Regions from separate parts of the Homo sapiens genome. Here region 1 is linked to region 2. Evidence: chromatin loops called from intact Hi-C (ENCODE). Cell type or tissue: Calu3. All regions are shown on one strand. Links, peaks and the distances in the headings refer to the core of each region. The heading gives the core; the rest is flanking DNA. Region 1 overlaps CACNA1D (calcium voltage-gated channel subunit alpha1 D). Region 2 overlaps CACNA1D (calcium voltage-gated channel subunit alpha1 D).

Region 1 (2,802 bases), core at 200-2,699, 80 kb after region 2:
GAGTGACAGCACATCTGTTTATAGCACAGCTGACTGAATATTTCAAGCCCACTGTTGAGACCTACTGCTCAGAAAAAAGCTCCTTTCAAAATATTACTGCTCACTAACAATGCACCTGATCTGATGGAGATGCACAAGGAGATGAAGGTTTTCATGCCTGCTAATATCCATTCTGCAGCCCATGAATCAAAGAGTAATTTTGACTCTGAAAAGCCTTATGATTTAATAAATATATTTCATAAGTCTCCAGCTCCCATAGATAGCAATTCCTCTTACAGATCTGGGCAAAGTAAATTGAAAACCTCTGGGAGGAATTCACCATTCTGGATGTCATTAAGAACATTTGTGATTCATTAAAGAAAGTCAACATTTCAACATTAACAGGAGTTTGGAAGAAGTTGATTCCAACCCTCATGGATGACTTTGAGGGGTTCAAGACCTCAGTAGAGGAAGCAACTGTAGACATGGTGGAAATAGCAAAGAATAAGTATTAGAAGTGAAGATTGAAGGTAGAACTGAATTGCTGCAATCTCAAGATAAAACTTGAATAAATGAGGGGTTGCTTCTTATGGATGAGCAAAGAAAGTGGTTTCCTGATATGGAATCTACTCCTGGTGAACACTGTTGAAATGAAACAGAGGGTTTAGAATATCACATAAACATAGTTGATAAAGCAGTGGCAGGGTTTGAGAGGATTGACTCCAATTTTGAGAGAAGTTCTACTGTGGGTAAAATGCGGTCAAACAGCATCCCATGCTACAGAGAAATCTTTCATGAAAGGAAGAATCTATCATGTGGCAAACTTCCTTGTTTTAAGAAATTGCCACGGCCACCCCAGCCTTCTTCGGCAACCACTACTGTGATCGGTCAGCAGCCATCAACATCAAGGCAAAGCCCCTCACCACCAAAAAGATTATGACCTGCTGAAGGCTCAGATGATCATTAGCATTTTTAGTAATAAAGTATTTTTAATTAAGGTATGTGCATTTTTTAGACATAATGCTATTGGACACTTAACAGACTACAGTATAGTATAGACATAACTTTCATATGCACCGGGAAACAAAAACATTTGTGTGACTCACTTTACTGCAAATATTTGCTTTATTGTGGTAGTCTGGAACCAAACCAACCATATCTCCAAGGTATGCCTGTTTGAGCCATTGAGGGTAGAAGCTCAGGTCTTGACCTCTTTTCCAACACTCTAGAAGCTGTCAGATTTCCTTTTAACCAACTTGTCATTTGAACTGGCATTCTTTGTTCCCTCTGGCTAAAAGGTAATGACTAACGCCCAAGCCATACTGAACTCTCATGACTTGTTAATTTCTAAAGAGCTTACACGTTTTTGTTCCCCAAGAGTTGAGCTGTTTGCTTATCAGGAGTTGGTGGTTGGTTCCCAAGTTTATGTCAGTTGGATTAGTAACTACCTAAATTAATTAAGTACTGTCTCAAATAATGAGATACGAGTGCAAAAGAAAGAGTTGTTTCTTCCAAAACACCAGGCTGAATCCATTGGAAGTACTGGATAAGCAATGTTACATGTTTTATTGTTGAATCAGATATGGATGTATAACAACAAGAGATAAAGAAAAAACCATAGACATTTAGAATTGCTCTCAGCTTTCCTCTGTATCTTTATGTTCTTGTTCTATTGTTACATAAGAGGCAACTGGAAGTTGTGGACATTATAGGTGTAGCCTGTGCAAGCAAGTGGATATGCTGATCAGTAGATACAGAATAATGAAAACAAAACCTGTGGCCCTACTTCATCAGATTGGCAAATAATTGTCCAGTCATATATTCCACGTTAAAATAATCTTTCACAGGTGTTATGTCTTTTTAAATGAGCCTCCCCGTAACTGGCTTTTTAAAGTAACCAACCTAACAGGTCAAATATAAGGACAGGTGCAGCAGGAGGCCAGTGAGAGTCATCAGGGCTTACTTTGTCCTCAGTTCCCTCCTGAGGTCCAGCTTTTTACCATGCTTGCCATGAACTTGTCTCTAGAAATGGATAATGACTGCAAATACACTGTCAGTCAGCAATGCAATATGTATTTAAATAAATATCACATTGTCCTTATGATGACTTTTGAACGCACTGGCAGAGTTAGTACCAACTGCTACCATTTATACATCGGGGCTCAAAGTGGTGAACTTTCTGAAGTTGCATGCTATGTCATCAACCTCTGTCTTCTTTGTGGGCCAGCATGGGGTGAAATGGTGTGTGGCAGCAGCAGCATTGTGTGCTGGGGGGAGAAAAACGAAAGAAGGGAGGGAATGTGTGTGAGCAAAGAAAGCATCTGCGCCAGGAAGACCTGCAATGTATGCCACATGAGGAATGAGGAGGGGATGCTGCTGCTAGCAGAAACACATGACTGATTAGAGCTCCCCAGAAAGTCACCCCAGTGACAGACTGCTAACTCCTCCCCTTCACCACAACCTCATCTCAATGTTAAAGGATGCTTTCATTCTGTATTTTATCCTATGTTGGATACTCAGTTCCTGAACATCTGCTGTGGGTGAGGTAAAGTGCATACAATCCCATAAACTGATCACTTTCTTAAGAGAAAATGGAAGACCAGCCTAGGCTTCTGTCCTGGTTAGTGTCAGCCAGAGAAAATGTGGGTTGGCATGAAGGTAATCAGACAAGCAAAGCTACCATCTTGGGCTAAATTCAACCATCGGTGACAACTCGAAACTTGTTCTTTTCACTAAACCAGGGGTTGGCAAATTATGGCCTCTGGTCCACCAGCCAGGTTTTCGTAAATAAAGCTTTACTGCCACACAACCACGCTCGTTTGT
Region 2 (2,802 bases), core at 79-2,578:
GTGCTGAATGACAAGGGCTTATATCTGATAATCTCTTAATTCCTTTTCACTTTTAGGCCTTCTGATGAGACCTAGACTCTAATATAACCCTCTTCAGATATCCACGGGTTGTTCCCATCTGCGTCCCATAACCTCTCAGCTCAGCATTCCCATGGGGCCAGAGGCCACTTCAAAGAAAAGAGTACAGTGTGTCCCCTCTGTTCCCTTAGTTGTTGGCTTCACGTCCCTGCTGTCTGAATCTCCTTAAACAGACTTTCCCCAGAGTCAGGTGACCAGGGCCGATCCTGGTGGCAGAACTGGGTCGACTGTGCTGGTGTGCATAGGCAAAGCTTTGTGCTGCTGTCGAACCACTGCCATGACTTGGGCAGAGCAAGGCAGGGAGCCAGCTGCTCACCTAACTGTCTGCCTGGGGATGGGCCTGACAGCTACTCCAGGGATTCTGAGGAAGGGTATGTTTAGCATCATTTTAGGACATATCTGGAAATATAACTTTCCCACACGAGCCCATTCTCACTTTCAAAGGCAAGTGCCCCCAAATCTTTGCATCCCTGAAGTCTATTTTTATTTATTTTGATTTTTTAAGAGACAGAGATCGCACTCTGTTACCCAGGCTGGAGTGTAATGGCGCAATATCGCTGACTGCAGCCTCGAACTCCTGGGCTTATGCAATCCTCTTGCCTCAGCCTCCCAAGTAGCTGGGGACTATAGGCATGCACCACCACACCTGATTTTTTTGTTTGCTTCTTTGTTTACAATTTTTGGTAGACACAGGGTCTCACTTTGTTGCCCAGGCTAGTCTCAAACTCCTGGCTTCAAGTGATCCTCCTGCCTCGGCTTCCTAAAGTGCTGGAATTACAGGTGTGAGCCACTGCATCCAGCTAATTTCATTCTTAAAGCTGCCACTACTAGCTTTGGCATAGTCCTGGGCAAAGTAGCCAGAGACTAAAAGACAGAGAAGCAATTTGAAACATGTAGCCTGGAGAAAAAAAAATCAATCAAATAACATTATTGGAATTTCTAAACGGTTTAAATTTAAAAAAATCATTTGGGGAAAAGTATTTTAAAAGTCTGCCTTCCAGTCTAAGAATATTCATGCCGAATCAAGTACATTTTTTGAGTTGGTTCAGCTGCTTCTTTATAAGGTACAGTTCAAACAAAAAGAAAACTGCAATGCTATCTTGGTAAGGGCACATTATTTTGGAAAAAGACAAGAAGAAAGAAATCAAGCAATTAAAATATAGGCATCTTCTGAACACACCACACGGCACATGCACTTCACACAATGCCTATGTGCAAGGAAAAGGTATCAGAGATGTTGCGGAAAAAGAAAGCTCAGTCTCAGCAATTTACCATGATCTTTAGCCCTGCGTTGCCGAAAGCAGCAAAACTTCTTTTTCTTCTTATCCTCTTTAAGCAAGTCGGCCACTGTGACCCCTTCAGGTTGAACACAGGCAATTTCATTATGAAGCAGCAGAGGGCAGCAACAGCAGCCAAACCAGGGCCCCACGCGGCCAGCCCTGCCAGCCAGGTTGCCTCACGCAATGGACGCCCGCCTGCCCCAGACCCCTCCTGCTAGGAATCCAGCTCAGCATCAGAACAGCGGAGAGGAAGTGCCCTTTCCACAGCTATTACACAAACACCTGTCTTTAAGAACCTGTTCTAAATCAACAACCAGCTAACCCATGCTAGATAAAGGTTTCCAGGGTTTGGCTTCCCATCTAAGTAGGGTATTAAGGAAAAGGCACTTTAGGGGGAGTCAGGAGCCCTGTACAGACTGGATATGTGATTCCAAACAGCACTACCATATGGGACAGGACAGGTGGGAGTTCAAAAGGTGGGCTCTGGACTCTGACAGGCCAGGTCTAACCCCAGCCCTGTCACTTCCATGTCAGAAGACTGTGGACAGGTTACCTGATACTGTGAAGCCTTAGTTTCCTCCACACCTGTAAGATGTCAATAATAATTGGACCTGTACTGCGTAAGGTTGTTGTAAGAGGTGAACAGTGGAGACAGTAATAAAAGCAATGTGCCCAGCTTTGGCAAGGCACAATCAACCACCACTACTGTCATCACTACGACTCTCCCATGACCACCAGGTCACGAGAGAAATGACTCTAGGATCTTTAACCCCTTGCAGCCCCATGATTCCATGATCACTCTAAGCCAGCTAGTCTTTAGAGTACGGACCCTGTGCTCTAGGGGAGGGTTGTGCGAAGCAGTGTGAGACAGCAGCAGGAATGCTGGAGTAAGCAAGGGCATGGGCAGCACAGACACCTGCACACTATGGGTAGGCAGAATACTCACGTTCCTAAAATGTGCATCCTTTCTGACACAGCAGACCCTTTTCTTGTATCCTCTCCCACAAAACCATGAACACGAGCACGCAGACACAGGGGCATGTGTTTGCAGGGGTTAATGATAGTTAGCCTGCAGACTGTGGCAGAGCTTGGGTTCAAATCCCAGCTTTGCCACGTAAGTCACATGGCCTTGGGAAGCTACTGAACTGCTTTGTGCTTTAGTTTCCCCATCTGTCAAGTTCCTGTCTCACAGAGTTGTGTGAAGAAGAATGAATGTATTCACCCACAGCCTTTGGAACAGTGTCTCACACACAGAAAGCACCTGACAAATGCTAGTTATTATTACTCTATGTTCTTTCATTCAAGAAGGAAGTAATGGCATGCTCATGTATGGGACAAGCACTGTGCTGGGTGCAGCCACACAACAGAGGGCAGAAACAGACCCTATTCCTGCTGCACCCATGGAGCTGATGGTCTCATGGTGGAGAGACCTCTATAAAGTAGA

The links. Peaks named below come from ENCODE experiments on the same cell type or tissue, not always from the same donor. Only the 100,000 strongest peaks of a DNase experiment are listed, where the experiment ranks them.
Region 1: it touches region 2 in a loop (2.3-fold over the local background); 3 of 110 quality-filtered maps call a loop at or near these places.

The regions. Positions count from the first base shown.
Region 1 is chr3:53,629,124-53,631,925 of GRCh38, reverse strand. All of the region lies in intron 3 of CACNA1D (calcium voltage-gated channel subunit alpha1 D), which reads right to left. Among named protein-coding and RNA genes, the nearest start is that of CACNA1D, 140 kb to the right of the region's middle. In Calu3, for the core only: no CTCF peak of the experiment used is centred there; DNase peaks (open chromatin) are centred at 835 and 1,195.
Region 2 is chr3:53,709,027-53,711,828 of GRCh38, reverse strand. The region is part of intron 9 of CACNA1D (calcium voltage-gated channel subunit alpha1 D); the gene reads right to left. Among named protein-coding and RNA genes, the nearest start is that of CHDH, 140 kb to the left of the region's middle. In Calu3, for the core only: a CTCF peak has its summit at 1,502 (motif pointing right); a DNase peak (open chromatin) is centred at 1,498.